Regions from separate parts of the Mus musculus genome. Here region 2 is linked to region 1. The links are chromatin loops, found by intact Hi-C in ENCODE. Cell type or tissue: heart. All regions are shown on one strand.

Region 1 (8,000 bases):
AGGAGGCCTGAGAATCTGTATTATTATTTTTTTTAAATAAGGCTTACAAAAGATTTTGACAAATTGACCGAGTGGGACAATCACAGATTAATTCTGCCTTCAAGAGGTGTATGAGATCTTGCCTTTTAGATTTTAATAGTTTCCACAGTGAACCCAGCTTTAACCAGCCATTCCAGCAGTTAACCCTTTTGACTCTTAAAGAATTCAGAAATTGCTAACATGAAAGCTGTAGACTGTGATTGGATCCTTCTTGTGCACAACTGCTTCTAAAAAGGCTTCATGTGTGAGTGATACCTCTACCCCCTCTGCCACGGATTCTTCTTCAAATGTTATATATACATATAAATTTTGGATTCTTTATAAACTTTTCCAGGTGTGTGTGTGTGTGTGATTGTGTGTGTGTGTGTGTGTGTGTGTGCCCTCTAAGGCATGATCTGGATAGGAATGCATTCTTGTGCTGTATTTACAGACTGTATCTGTTTTCTTTCTTGATGTCTGTCCGGATGTCTCACTGATCTGTCCCCTCCACTCCTGAACTTTCTGGATCCTCCTGCTCCTGTCTTCTCTTGCTTTCCAAACACACCTTGAAAACAAGAATGTCCCCCGTCTGGCACTTTCCCTCTGCACCGGTCCACTGTATATGTAGTAATTGGGACAAGCCACTAAGCCGGGAGCCAGAAAACCAGAAATCTCCTCCAGCTCTGTTATTAATTGATTTGGTGACCTTGCAGGGGAGCCCATGGTTTGGTAGTTCACATTCTCATGGACTTTGTCACCAATCACAGGGCTGGTTGCAGAGTTGGGACTAGAATTTCTTTGTTTAAGGCCTCAGGTCCAGGGCCTTGTGTATCGTCCATACTGCTTCTGTCTTGTGTACAGATGGATTTGTGTACACAGAAACACATCCTTGAGTGCTTACTGTTAGTGTATGCTACAGGGAAAGAATTGTGCCTCTGCTTGTCTGTGTTCTGGTACCCACATTTCTACCCTGTACTTGGCATGGTTCCTTGGCATCTCATTGGCATCCTGTGAAGACGTGTTCATTTGAGCCAGTACCTTTCAGTCCTTTTTCATTGTAGGCCACAGTGGTCCTGCTGGATGCCTATTAAGTGGTGTTTGCAATGAGGCTCTGGTGTCTTCTCTTCCCTGACCTCTCCTGCTCCATGTGGTGGTCACAGGTTAACACTCACTGCACTTTTGTTCACCTTTTCTATAGAAGGCTTTCATTTGGGGCACAGCTTGGGATCATTTCTGGAATAGTATATTTTTCTTTGGGGTCAGCTTTGTTTTGCTATTTTTGAGCCTTTTCATCTTAAACTTGATACTGCAATCCTGTGCCAGACAACCACATGTGATTGGCCTCTGACACACAGATCCTGCTCCTTGAGAGAGGTGCTCTGCCTCACACACACAGCCCTTTTCTGTCCTACGGATGTTCACGGCATGTGTCCAGTGTGCAGAGGCACCTGAGCGGAACGCCTTGGTTGAGCACCTGTGGCTTGCTCAGTGTGCCTACAGACTTATACTGCCTGGCGCCTTTTGAGACAGGGCTTTGGAACCTTGGTCCTCCTGTGTCAGCCTCTCGAGTGCTCGTGTTCAGTGTGCACCATCATGTCTCACCTGGCTTTGTGCTAACCCATCCCCTGTTTTTACCTAAGAGGTGGGTCAGGGTTACCTCTTTGTTGTATGTGCTGATGGGGACTTTAAAGCCCTCTGGTGCTTCTCTCTGCCCATGCTAGATCTGATCTCTACCTGGCAAGGGGCAGTGTACCTGTGTTTCCTATCAAGAGGCAGTCTTTGACCTCTAGTTCTTATATGCACCAAGTTTCTCTCCTCTTGTTTCTATTCATTGGTATCATCTCTGGATTTTGTCCTCAGAGTCCTGAGCTTTGTGTGGGTGACAGAAGTAAAAAAGAGCAGGCTATGTACCCTTCACTGAAGTGACACCCACTTGTCCATAAAAGGAGTGGAACTTGTGAAGAACGTTATGTTCTTCTGTCTGGGAAGGCTGTTCAGGTGAACCACCTTAGCCCTACGTCTTCATACCTCCCTGTCCAGATAGGTCCATGAAGAAGGAAAGAGTTTGTCCAGCAGCTTCCCTGGCTCCTCTTACGAAAAGAACACATGATTGTCCTGGGTAGTGTGACTCAGTGGATCTCAAGTTGTGTCTGGGAATTTGTACGTTCTAGTTAGGGGTGGGGATGGCTCAGTGTGTAGAGTACCTGTTACAAGCAAGAACACCTGGGTTTGGATCTCCAGCACCCACATAATAAGCAGCTGTGGTGGTGTTTATTTGTAATTCCATAGCTGGGGGCAGAGACAGGATGATCCTGGGGCTGTACCAGCCAGTCACTCCAGATGAAACAATAAACTGTATCCTTTCCCAAAAAGCAAGGCAGATGGTGCTGGAGAGATGGATCAGGGATTGTGAGTGCTTGCTGATCTTCCAAGGTCACAAGTTTGATTCCCAGCACCTGTATCAGGTGCCTCATAACTGCCTGTAACTCCAGTTTGGGGGGGGTGTCTGATGCCCATTTCTGGCTTCCATGGGCACTGACACACACATGACTTACACTCACACAAGCATATACATAAACATAGCTGTATGCAATACAGTGATAGCTTGAAAAGGAGGCCATCACTTGCTCTGCTGGCACTGCAAGGCTAGTAATGTTGCCTTGTGCTTTTAAAGAGCCGGTCTGTGAAGTCTATATTTTAGGACTGACAGAGGTATAGCGTGTGTCTTTAAAGGCAGTCTCCCTCCCTCCATCAGTGTCACTCGGATAGATCCCGGAATGCACGGATTTCACACGAAGTGCTGTCTTTAGCCCGGGTGATTGACGCTTCCTCGGAGGATATCTGTTTTGTTAACCTGTGACTGCCTCTCTGCTGGCAGCTTTTCCCTTGAGTACAGGAGCACGGAGAGAGAGGAAGACAACTTATTTCAGCCTGTCCTGATTTTTTGAGAGAGGGTCTTACTACTTTGTAGCCAGAATTGGCTGGAACTTACTGTGTTCGAGGCTGGCCTTGAACTTAGAGTGATCTGTAGGCCTTAGCTTCCTTCTTATTTCGATTAGAGGAACAAGCCATCATTGGGTGGCAGTACTGACTTGGGTTGGGATATTCTCACGTGGTGCATGAGGGGAAGGGAGAATGATGAGCGTGCCAAAGGCCCCCTACATGGCACGTTTAGCAAGAAGGGCCCAGGGTCGCCCTGTTACCATGGCACTTCATGTTACCGCCTCTGATGGAAAGAAAGAAGTGGCTTCAGAAGTTGTTGGCTGTCCTTTGGGCTTCGGCGGGTCAGACTGCACAGTGTTCCCTGGCAGCAGCAGGAGGTTTGCCGCCCCTTTTTGAAGGGATTCTTACCTGTTTGCCTTTAACACTGTGGCCTTCAAAAGCGTGAAACAGAGAAAGAGGGCTCTTGGGAGCTGGAGTGAGCAAAGCAATGATCGCATTCATTTTTTATTGTTACTTTTGGTCAGTGTGTTCAAGAATTCAGGGTCACTGCTCAATTGCCTGCAGGACTCTCAGGGACTGGGCTCCAGGGCATTAGAAGAGGGACCCAGGCCCTCAATGCCTGGCTTGAAGACCAAAGTGCCAGCTCAGCCATCAAATTGGCCTGCAGTTCAAGGGGTCCAGGCACATTTGCGTAGAATCCTCTGAAGACTGTGGGCTCTTAGAGTGATGCTATGTTAAGGCCTTGGGTGTGTCGTCAGGCTTAATTGTTTCCCTTGGCATCTTGGGGCAGGCAGTGCAGGGAAATATAGTCTCCAGGTATGTGGGAATTGTACCCAGAGTGGAAGTTAGGCTCCTGCCCCCAGGACTGATAGCATCACTGAGATGAGGCAGAGAGGTACACGGTGTGTAGTTTGAAAGCCACCTAGCCATTTATTGAACTCTCTGAAAGCAGTTTCCTGCAGTCTGGGTAACTAAGAGCAGTGGGGTTCCTGGGGAGTACCCAGGAGAGAAGAGCAGCCCCAGCTCCCCCCACCCAGGGGGGCTTGTCTGCTATTTTGCACAGTCCGCTATTTTCTTTTCTCTGTTGTAACATAGGAAAAGAATAATCAACTTGCCTTGGTGAGAAGAAGACAAAGACCCCCGTCTGGTGGCGGGTGTGAGTATAACATTGGCAGAGGTTGTGGTGGCTATTAGTGGCTCTGTGGTGAGAGAGCACTGTGTCCTCAGCCCTGCATGGCAGGCTTGCTACAGGACATATCAGGGTGGAAACTGTCTTCCTGGGAAGATCCCAGTTCTCAGCGGCAGTGGCTGAAAGACCTCCTCATCACAGGCATGGGGTGTGTGTGGTGTGGACACACCCAGAGTCGCTGCTGCTGGTGGCATTGATTAATCAACGCTGACATAGCCCTCACCCTGCTTTACTTGTCTTGGCAAAACCCTGTTCTGCCAGCTCCTCAGTACTTATGTGGTACCAGGAGAGATGGAGCAAGGTCCTGGTGGTTGCGGGGGCGGTCACTCCACTGTCCTCCCTCTGCTGTCTGGAACTGTTGGCTGTCACCTTGGTTGACCAGATGACTTTTCTGCCAGGTGTGGAGGACCTGGGTCCCATCTTCCAGTGGACTGAAGCCCAGTTCCCTGGAGGCCTGCCAGCGGAGATCTCTAGTCTCCAAGTCAGTTCCTTCTACAGATTGCTGGCAACTGAATAGTAATTCTGGGTTCTTTGAATATATCAGACCAACATCATGCCAGAGTGGACTCATTGCCACACAAAGACTGGTTGGGTGTGTGGTGTTGCAGAACCTGTTTCTGGGGTAAGAGTGACTCTCCCACTCACAGACATGTTTATTCATATGAAGAAAGTATGTGTGTTTTGTGAGGCCAGAAAAACACGATGAGAATATTTTGATTGGAGTCAGATATTGTCTCCTTAATAATACGTCTTCATTTAACAAATAGCACCCCCTTTAAATGCAGCCTTGCTTGCCAGGTAAGGTGTTGAAGACACAGCTGTGGTTGTATTCTAAAGTATATGTCCTTTTTCAGAGGCAGGTGTACTTTTAAATGGTGTGGTTTGCTTCCTTTTCATTTTGTGTTCTCCTCCCTGCCCTCCCTCCCCTCCCTCCCTTTGAGAAGATTCTGCATCGGGTGTAGGTCACAAGCGTTACCTAGCAGGAGAGAGAAATCTTGTCTGTTGGGCTCACGAGGTGTCCCAGTAAGAATAACCGAATGCTGTCTACTTAGGTGGTGCCTGAGTTAACTCCTGCAGAGAGAAGGTGGAAAGGTGCTGGGAGCCTTGTGTGTTTCTGGGCTCTCGGAGCCTTGCCTTTGGAAGCTATTCAGTCTCATTGAGGTTCCAGGACAAGCTATCTTGCTTATTCATTTTGTATGTTTTTCTTTGAAGTGTACATGGCTGTTCATTTGCTGACTCTTCTTTTAAGTGGCACACATTTACCTTTAGATAGTAAATTTTTTTTTTGCAACATTTAAGACACTTCCAAATCTTTATGAGGATTTAAAGGCAAAAGCTCAAATGGTGTGCCTAGTGCAAGGTTTGTCATTACGTCAGCAACGGCTGGGTGGGGTGTGCTTACCTAATTCAAGAATGCTGGAAACTGAGACAGGAGGATTGCTGTAAGGACAAGCAGCTAGGCTATCTTGGAAGACCCCCTGTCCTCCCAAATAAGGCAAGCAACCACTTACAGTCCTTGCTCCACATTGCCTAGCCATTAAGGAAAATGGTTGTAACTAAAAACAAACATTGTAACAGTTTCGCTTAGGTAGGTTTACATAGCAACAGAATTATTCCTTATGTTTACACATAATTAACTTGTATTTATACTGTGTTGATTTTCCCTGGCACCTTTACAAGATTTTGTGTGTATATGTGCTTTTAAAAGCAGTCACATTTGGAATTCTTTAGGTATGTGTGAGCAATCAGAATAATATCACCACACCTCTGTTAGTGTTTTGGTATTCATGTATGTATTTTGTTATATCTTTTTTCACCCTTAGATTTTAAAAGCTCCTATACATTTGAAAGTCACACAGGCAGTTTTCTGTTTAAAATGTTTTCATACATTTGATTCTAGTAATTAAATAATACTAAGGAATGGACTCATATGTTTTGACCTCTTTCTTTTGACTGCAAATTTGGTTGGATCCAACTCCCCCCCCCCTGCCCCCCCGCCCTGTCCCATGTACAGATAAGAATCAGCTGCCCACCAGAGGAAGCGTTGCTCTTTGGTATTCCAGCGATTTCTAAACCTAAGAGAGTGGCATCTAAAAAAAAAAAAAAAAAAAAAAATCAGAGACAATTAACATCTCCAATAATCACATCGTTTATAAGCCAAACTTGTGGTTAACATTTTGATTGATACTTTACAGTATTTTTCCATGCTCAGTGTCTATTATAAAACTTTAATTGGGATTTTAACAGACATATAGTTTTCCACTAAAAATAATATGAACATTTCCTCCATATATGTTAGTAGCCTTTAAGAATATGACTTCAAAGGCAACATACTACACTATCTTAAGGGACTACTAGCCTTCATTTTTGTGGAAATCCATCCTTAGTTTCCAGGTGTCATAAATATAAAGAATTCTGTAATGTATATTGTTGCTGGGACTGGCTCGGTTAAGAGCACTGGCTGCTTTTCCAGATTCCCAGCACCCATCTCTGGCTGCTCGCAACCATCTGTAGCTCTAGTTCTAAGGGCTTCATACCTTCTGACCACTGTGGGCCCCACACACACATGCTGTGCAGACATGCACGGAGACACAGCACCCATACTCATAAAATAAAAACACATCTTTAAAAAAACAAATCCCTTACTTTCTACCAAAATCCAGAAGCTTTTCAGCCAAATGGTTGCATTACTTTTTATAGAGTTTGACCCAGTCATACTTTTCATTAGCAGAATATGAGGCTGCCAGCGCTGCCAGCCACCGACAGCCCTGGGATTCATTTAAATAACTCTTGTTATTACCTGGCAAATGGTGAATCCTACCTCATCTCTTGTTGCCTTTTATTAGAGCAGTATAGAAAAAAAGATCTCTGTGGATTCATTCGTCTAACGCCTCTTCTTCCTTTCTATCTCTTTTACTCAACTGAGTCTTTTACCCGTGAATTTTTTAATATATCTGAACTTTAGCTATTAAAGGCATTGGTACTTCACCTGCTTAAAACATATCACAGTATGCCTGTCAGTTTACAGTACATACAGGCTGGGGCTGGGATGGAGTACATGTATGACATGCATGACGCCCTGGGTTCAATGTCCAGCACCAAAAGCAGTCAGCCACACGAAACCCTCTCACTCTGTCTGTCTCTGCCTCGCTCAGTCGAACATAAAGACCCCAAATAAGCAAACTAGAATACCATACACAATACCAAGTTTAGTATAAGAAATGTCCTTTGATAAGGTAATAGTTTTTCATCTTTTGAATTCTGAGTTTTCGAGACAGGGTCTGCAGCCCTGGCTGGCCTAGAACTCAGAGATCTGCCTGGGCTCTGCTGGGATTCAGGGTGGATGCCCTCATACCTTGTCCTTGGCCATTTAAAAAATACATATATTAAGTAGTATTTTCTATAGCTACTTTAAATTCCATTTTTGGATGTAGTTGTTTAGTTCTGATTTTTTGAGAGTCTCATGTAGCCCAGGCTGGCCTCGAACTCAGTACAAAGTGGAGGCTAGTGTTGAACTCTTGATCTTCCTGCCTTCATGTCCCTAGAGGGGATTATAAGTATGGATTGCCATTGCCTGGCTTGGTGCTCTCAAATTTGGATCTGACTTTACCACACAACAGCTGCTTGTAAGTTATATGCATCAAGGAACCGTACGTTTACTATATACTGGGTTTAAGAAGAGACCTTGGGGGCAAATGGTATGTGGTTCCACTACTGTCCTGTTTTTCGGAGGGTGCAGAAATGTGTGGAGCACATAACACTCTGAAAGACAAAACCAGCATCCTGTCCTCTCCACTCACTGGGACCTAACTGGTGAGCCTGGACAGTGGTCAGGGCAGTCAGTTCAGGC
Region 2 (8,000 bases), 400 kb after region 1:
GTTTCCCCTTTTCTCCAAACTGCTGTGGCCCATTTCTGAAGTATTTTAACGATGAGATGCTTTCCGATGATTCTGCCGTCCTTTCCAGCCTGCTTCAATGTTCGCTGAGCCTTGGGACCCGGGGCTTGACACGGTCAGCACTATAGTCTATTGCGTTATTTTCTGCCTGCTGCAGAGAGAAGTTTCTCTGGCGAAGGTTGACAGCAGCACTGAGCTATGGGTAAAAGCAGGTTTTCTGTCTAACAAATATACACGTGAGTAGAGTGGAATAATGAACTTAGGTGTTCAGCATTTTAGCAGTGGCCGATATATGGCCTTTCCTGTTTCATCTGCACCCATCTAAGCCTCCCTTCCTTGGAATTGTGTTGAAGTAAATTCCAGACGTTATCCTCTCGTCTATAAATATTTCATATATTGATGATAAAGGACTCTTTGAACTTACCCAAATACCAGCATCATAAAGATGAACAGTTCTTGATATCAGATAGCTAATCAGAATTTTACAATTACTCAGTTGTCTCATAATTAGCTTTGGCTTTGGTTTTGGAGGGTGCCTCACGGTGTAGCTCAGGCTGACCTTTGATTTTTAATGCCTGTCTGTGCTCATTGCCCAACCGCATAGAACTTGCTTTTGTAGTATGGTAATTGAGTTGGGGTTCTGTAAGTATGTATGTTGAGGTTGGTTGATTTATTGCTTGCATTTTGACCTTTGGACTTCCCTCCCTCTTTTCTTCTTTTTATCATATTTTTTTTCTTGCTGTTTTTGTCATTGTTCTCTTGGTAAATCAACTGGAGATCATGTGTCTTATTTAGTTTCTTATGATCTGAGTTTTGTGTATCCTGTTATTTTTTAAAGAGATAAGAGTGAGTTATAGTTTTAAAAGTGTTTTCAAGTGTATGCAAGCGTTTTGTTTTGTTTTGCTTTGCTTTGCTTTAAATCAGTCTAGTTTTGGAATTTTGAGATGTGATGAGGCAGGAACATTTAGCTATCAGGTAGCTTTGCATTTCCTCCTGCTTCGCACTCACTGGACCCTACCCTGGCTGGTTACACACAGAGGTGTCACTTACCCAGCTGAAATACTCTGAGCGGAACATGCCAGCCATTCCTTGTCAGTAACACCAGGCAGTTATTTTGGGCAGAGAAGGGAACAGCATTTCTTCCTGTTGAATCTACATGGGAAGCTGGGTGACAGAGTGTCTGCTTCAAACTCTTTGGCCCTGCACTCCCCTCTTCTCCTTTGCTATGAAGAACATTTCTCTCAGGGCTACTCATTCCAGCAGAAACAGGATCACAGAAACCTTAATAGAGACCACCATCCCCCCATCAGTCCTTCCAGAACAAGGCTGTTATGAGCACGTCTCATCAGACACACTTCTCTTGCATTCCAAGTCTCTTCTTCCTTAAGCAAGATCAGTTATAAACTGTGTCTCTTTCTGCTGTGTATACCATACTCATGTCTAGAGAGCTTTCCCCCCACTTGGAGCATGTTTGTTAGTTTTGCAACAGAGTCTTGCTCTGTGGACCTGGCTAGCCTAGCACTCACTATGTAGCCCAAGCTGGCCATGTTTTCTTACTCAGCCTCTGTCATGTTGGGCTTCTAGGCCTGTACTTCCAGGCCTGTCTAGAGAATCTTTAAGATCAACCTGAGTCTTCCTCCTCGTCCTCTTTATCACATGACACAGAAACTGTATCCAAGTATGTATTGTGATTTTCATGACAAAACCGATGCTTTTAGGGGTAAATTTGAAGTGTGAAGGGATTATTTAAGATTGTTTTTTAGCCAGGGTGTGTGTGGTGGTTAATCTTCTGTGTTAGTTTGTCTGGGCCACAAGGCAGCAAGATGCATAATCAAATACTTATGGATATTTTTCTGAGATTTTTTTTTAGGGGCTGTCGAGATGCATCAGTGGGTCAAGGTGCTTGCTGCCAAATTGTGTGTTTGTGTGTGTTTGTGTGTGTGTGTGTGTGAGAGAGAGAGAGAGAGAGAGAGAGAGAGAGAGAGAGGAGAGAGAAGAAACAAATACATACAATTTATAAGCTTTATTTTTTTTAGGTTATCCTACAGAGCTTCCTCATGACATCTGCAGTCACCTGTGCCATAATACACTGTTTGTAGTCACCCCGTTAAGGCGGGCTTGGGTGTGGTGAACATTCTAGATGGTGGCCTTTGAGTAAAGCAGACTAGCATCTCCCATGTGTGTGTGCTTCCTCCTGTCAGTTAAAAGACTACGGGGATCAAAAGTCTGATCCTCCTGAGCAAGGAGGACATTTCCATCCCATTGCTTTTGGTGTCTGCACTTCAGGGTAGAGTTTGAAACTGCCAGCCTGCAGAACTGCATAAGCGAACTCTTTATTATATATCTCTTTCTAAATATACATACATCCCACTGGTTCTGTTGCCTTTGGAGAAACCCTGACTAATATAGCATGGGATTTAGGAGGGCCAGAGTATGTCATAGATTGATCTCCACTCTCCTTTTGAGGGAGATGGGGTGGGAGTGTGTCTTGTTATGTCGGCTGACCTTAAAATCGAAATCGCCCTGCCTCAGCCTCTCCAGGGCAAGATCATAGGTGTGTGTTGCCACACCTGGCCCTGGCTGTCTGTTTTTAAGTGGTATTTTGAATTAAAGGGATGTAAAGATTGTTGGAGGGACCAATCAGAAGCCTGGGATTTAGGACCCACTGCTTCTGACATTCTGCCTGTTTCTCTAGCCCCGGTCAATTGCTCGTCCTCTCTCTCTCTCAGCCTCCGTTTGCTCTCATAAAAGTTCAAGAGATTTTCAAGGTCTTGGAGTCTGTGAAATACATTGAACAGAGAAGCCAGCTGCTGAGCAGGCAGGAGGACAGCCTCCTGAGGATAGCCTAGGGCTTCTGTTATGAAATAAGAAATGAAGAAAAACCAAAAAGCAGGTAGTAAAATGTAAGTCTTCAGGGGAGGAAGAATTACGAATGCTAGGTATTCTTGTTCATCAGGTAGACGATTCTAATCAGTAAAACAGAGCATATGGATGGATGGGAGTATTCACCAGCACCTTGAACTGTTTCATCCTGAGTCAGGATTTCCCTGGCTGGTCCTCCTGCCTTGACCCTTCAAATGCTGGAATTACGGGGTGCTTGTCCAGCTTCTCATTTGAAGGCAGAGAATCTAATTTTCATTTAGGAGCTGTCTCTATGTCACACTTATTCTTATTTTGTCTACAAGGAGTTGCATAGTGGTCACATGGTGGAAGCTTGACGGGTGTGACAGGTTGCACAAGCTAAGGGGTCCTGTCTGAGATAATGGACAGGAAATGCCTGGTCCCAAGGACATTGTGTGGTTTTCTGTGTCTGTCTGTCTGTCTGGTGTGTGTGTGTGTGTGTGTGTGTGTGTGCTTGTTCATGTACATCCATGGGCACGTGTGTCTAGAGACTGAATTCAGGGCCCCCCACTGGCTATGTTGTCTTTGGGCTCCCCTCTCCAGGTGAAAGGGCATTAACTACAGATCAGAAACCAGATTATTCTGGCTTCTTCTGTCTGGAGAGTGGTCAGTATTTAGTTGCAGGCGTGTTTTGCTGTTCTTTGTCTGGAACTCAGGTCCACCTTGCTCAGCAGTCTGCACTCGGGTCTCTGGCATGGAGGGGTGGGTGGTCTGTGAAAGCCAGCCAAGGTGAGGGTCCATTGGCACCTGTGAATGTGACACATGGGAGGAGGGTGACAAAGCTGCTGTTCCTTGTTCACCAGAGACATCATCTGTCCAGTAAGGTGAGTGACTGACTTATTGCCCTTTGAGCTGGCCAGTAAAGGTGCAGGGCTCTGAGACCATCCCCTCCCCACCAAGAAGAAATTTGACTGTTAACTCTTTTACTTGGTTGCTGATGAAGATGGACAAATGATTAACCCTTGCAGTCCCCAGTTGGATCTCACTGCCTGTCCTGAATACAGCCTTTTGCATAGCTGCCTGGAGTTGTTTTTACCAGTTTCTTCCAAATTGGGTGTCTTTGCTTGGACACATATGCAAACTATCCCTGGGGAGAGAGTGGTGGGCCAGGGGCGTGGGAAGCAGCAGAAAGAAGCTTCTAGATTCTGCTGCTGAGTTTCTGGCTCAATCTTGAGAAGGTAAGGAAGGGGCCCCCCGAGATGAGTAGGAGACAGGAAGGGCGCTTCGGTCTGGAGGCTGCTGAATGGAGCCACTCTTGGCCTCCTGCCCAGAGAGCACTTCCTTTCCCTGACAAGATGTCTCTGCTGGCCTGGCCACCTGCCACCTGGCAGTGGCCTTAGCACATGACTCCTGTCTACCCAACTCCAAGGGAGTGGGCAGGAGGTTCCAGGTTTAGCCTGCCTCTTTGAGTCACAAGGCTTTTTTGCTAGCTGCCCCCACTTGCAATGATATAGGTGAGTCTTAACTTTACCTAGGGGATGGGCCACATGCTCAGAGTTTGGTTTTTGTTTTGCTTGCTTTCCTCACCCCCAATACAGGGTTTCTTTGTGTAGCCCTGGCTGTCCTGGGACTCACTCTGTAGACCAGGCTGGCCTCAAACTCACAGAGATCCTCCTGCCTTTGCCTCCCGAGTGCTGGGACTAAAGGCATGCACCACCACTGCCTAGTAGTATTCTTAACACATAAAATGAGTAACCCACTTTCCTGATAGTTGTAGGATCTATGGAGAGGGACTGGACCAACAGCACGATAAGTTGCATAGGTCCAATCAAATGGGACACTGCCTCCCAGCCTGGGACTATTGAAGCTGGTCTCTGATCTCCCTGGGGGCAGGGCAGGGCCACTGGAGGGTAGGAGTTGCTAGTGCTCTGTCACTTGGTGTTATTTCTGGCCTTAATTTCTCTCTGTAAAATCCAGGGAGGTGGGAGGGTGGTATGGGCTTGACTGACCATCCTAGGAAGTTAGATCTGATCTTTGAAGGGGTAGGACCCCGATCAAAGGAATAGTTTGCAGGTAGCTCTAGAGGGGGCTAAATATGTCAGTAGACCCAGGTCAAAGTCTGATTTCTAGCTCTCCTGGCTTCCGCTCCCCTCTGCTCCAGTCTTCGCCTCTTCCTTTTTATAGAGATACTTTGTGGGTAGGTATGCACCTCAGTTGACTGAGTGAACTGTCACGGCTTGGGAGGCATACCTGATCTCCTGGGTTTGGGTCTCAGTGCTGCATAAGCCCAGCAGGTAGTACCTGTTATCTCAGGACGAGAAACTCAGCATTATTTTTGACTATGTAGGGAGCTCAAGGCCAGCCTCGGACACAGACCATGTTGTTAACATACAACAACAACAACAACAACCCCTCCCCCAAAGCTACTAGATCACCTTTCCCCCACTCTGTAGCAGTATCTTCCCGGTGCAATGACTGGGCATTTCAGATGGCCTTCAGATGAGTGAGGCTTTTGAGCATTTTCCTAGTTATTTTAAGGATGTTACCATTTTAAAAAGCTGGGACCATCGAGGAGGAACAAGGGACATGAAAAATATATAAATTTTAGAAACTTGGATTTAAATAGAGTTAGAGAGGTGCCCAGCTCTGTATTTAAGAGAAAGGCCATTTGAAGGTGGTGGTGGGTTAACAAGATAGAGCTCGTAAAACTGATTTAGTGCCTCTATTAACCAACTAACCTGGTTGTCAAGGACTCAAGACACATTCAAACTCCTTTTAAAAGTTATTTATTTTTATTGAATGTATGTTTGTGGCAGATCCCCTAGAAATGGAGTTACAGACAACTGTGAGCTGCCACGTGGATGCTGGGAATTGAACCTGGCTCCTCTGGAAGAGCAGCCAGTGCTCTTAACTGCTGAGCCATCTCTCCACCTGCCCTTCACCTCCCACATTTAAACTCTTAGAAGCAGGGATCCGACACAGTGCAGTGGCGGTGCTGGCTGCACCCTGGACTCTGTCCCATCAGCACTTGCTGCTCCTCTCCTTTGCCTCTGTGAGTCCGGAGAACTAGATGTGGAGTTAGTTTTCCCTGCTGGACAACTCCTTTTTCCCTTATTAATCTCCTCTCAGTTCTTACTGGGGGAGCAGGCTCCTTTAGCAACAGTATGCTAAGCCACACACACCCACTCCTCTGTTTAGCTTTAGACTGAAGTTCTGTGCTTAAGATGGATATTTTAGCAACTACCAACTGTTCACCCTATATCCAGCTCCCTTCAGCAACCACCCACAACTTGACTCTTGTCTTCACATGCTGAGTTGTTTATTAACAGCAGTAAGGCCAAGGGAAGTTCTGCCTGAAGCTGGAAAAATAATGTATTCCCAGGGAGTATAGCTGTGGACAGTGACTTTAGTTTACTGTGCAATGATTTAAGTCAAGGAACTTCATAATAAAGTAATTCATTATAAATTCTATTTACGCTGTATCTAACGTGTCATCAGCTTTAACAAATGGTAATTTATCAGGCTCTTAGAATGACTCTGCAAGTAGGAGGGAGCATCCTTGTTTTTATGGGCACTGAATTAGAGCTCCTCCAAGTCATGTGACTCACATAAAGTCAGGTAGCTGGTTAAGAGCAGACAGTTCAAGCGTGGGTCAGTCTGGCTACAAAGTGATCACTCTGCCCTACTGACTACTCATTATCCAACCCTGGCTGAGCACTCCCCCTCCCCCAAGAAAAATGTTGCTAGTTTTTGAGTAAGAGTAGGAAAGGAGTTGGAACAAAGTGGCTGAGTGTCTGTTGGTGCCCAGCGGACACTCCAGTTACAACCCCGACCCCCTTACAACCTCCCCAGGGGGTCGATAGCACTTCTGAAAGTTAAGTCCTCAGGAGTGACAGAACCCCAGCTGCTCGGCTTGTGAGTTTTGTTGCTTCTAGAATAATCACAGGTTTTCATTAACATATTTGATCCTACTGAAAATAAAGGCAACCTTTTTTCCTGGGTTAAAAAAAAAATACATGTTTACTGTAGAAAATGCAAATGCATACAAAAATGGTGACAATCTCCCAAAGTACCAGCAGCTGTTTGAGAAGGTCTGCTTTGTAGTTCACCTTGGTCTAATCACCTCTGTACTTGTTTCTGGTCTGTGAAGTTGAACATAGTCTATATCCTTGGGTTTTGGTAAGATAAGCATTACCAGCCAGAAGCCTCCAAGAAGTGACAGAGAGATGGTTAATAGTTTAATGATGGGCTCCTGACCTTTCTTTCTGTGCCTGTGTATATATGTGTTAACCTACACACGACTGTGTCTACATTAATGAAAATAAGGTATTTTAAAAACCAGCTGTAGCTGGGCGGTGATGGTGCACGTCTTTAATCCTAGCACTTGGGAGGCAGAGACAGCCGGCGGATTTCTGAATTCGAGACCAGCCTGGTCTACAAAGTGAGTTCCAGGACAGCCAGGGCTATACAGAGAAACCCTGTCTTGAAAAACAAAACAAAACAAAACCAACCAACCAAACAAACAAACCCAGCTGTAGCTTTTTATTAAATAACGTGTCTTGAAAATCTGTCCTTAACTCTAAATAACTTCTATCATAGCCTGATAGACAATCCAGGATGGGATGGTGTGAGTGGAATTGAGTCTGTGTGTGTGCGTGTGTGTGTGTGTGTGTGTGTGTGTGTGTTTGGGGGGAGGGGGCAGCAGGTATAGACTTCAAGTCTACTGCAAACATAAGGCGTTTAAAAACAAATCTGTTAACATTGTCGATTTGGGTGATAGGGGCTCTTCTTCTTTCCAGAGCCTACTTAACCCTCTGTCCCCTTGTGGTGAGGATGAAGGAGGATTCCTTTGGGAGCTCAGAGCCTGCCTTGATTCAGTGTGGCTGGCAGTCCTGTGAATTCAGATGCCAGCCTCAGTCAGGGAGCTCAGACCCTAGCTCTCTTTGAAGTTAGAGAAACAGAGCTGCTGCATTTGATCTGATCTCTGGGTGTACAGGAGGTCACCAACCAGAGCATCCTCTGCTTCTTGCTCTCCAAGAAGCTGTCATTTAAAGGTCTCAGCAGTAAAGCTGTACTCCTTCCCTGCCAGGTTGGACCACCATGCTCCACCCTTCAGGGAGGTGGGCTGCAGTCCCTAACCT

The links. A loop is a pair of places that touch in the nucleus more often than their neighbours do. Peaks named below come from ENCODE experiments on the same cell type or tissue, not always from the same donor. Only the 100,000 strongest peaks of a DNase experiment are listed, where the experiment ranks them.
Region 2: a loop joins it to region 1, with 2.9 times the contacts of the local background. A loop is called at or near these places in 2 of 42 quality-filtered maps.

What each region holds. Positions count from the first base shown.
Region 1 is chr3:98,016,374-98,024,373 of GRCm38, forward strand. All of the region lies in intron 1 of Notch2 (notch 2), which reads left to right. It overlaps Gm40103 (a long non-coding RNA gene), which reads right to left. Exons shown (of 2, transcript XR_001783932.2): 2 at 5,933-6,240. Among named protein-coding and RNA genes, the nearest start is that of Gm40103, 5.7 kb to the right of the region's middle. In heart, a CTCF peak has its summit at 4,114; no DNase peak of the experiment used is centred here; H3K4me3 peaks cover 266 bases; H3K27ac peaks cover 2,275 bases.
Region 2 is chr3:98,413,333-98,421,332 of GRCm38, forward strand. All of the region lies in intron 1 of Zfp697 (zinc finger protein 697), which reads left to right. Among named protein-coding and RNA genes, the nearest start is that of Zfp697, 35 kb to the left of the region's middle. In heart, no CTCF peak of the experiment used is centred here; DNase peaks (open chromatin) are centred at 1,119 and 4,209; H3K4me3 peaks cover 583 bases; H3K27ac peaks cover 4,350 bases.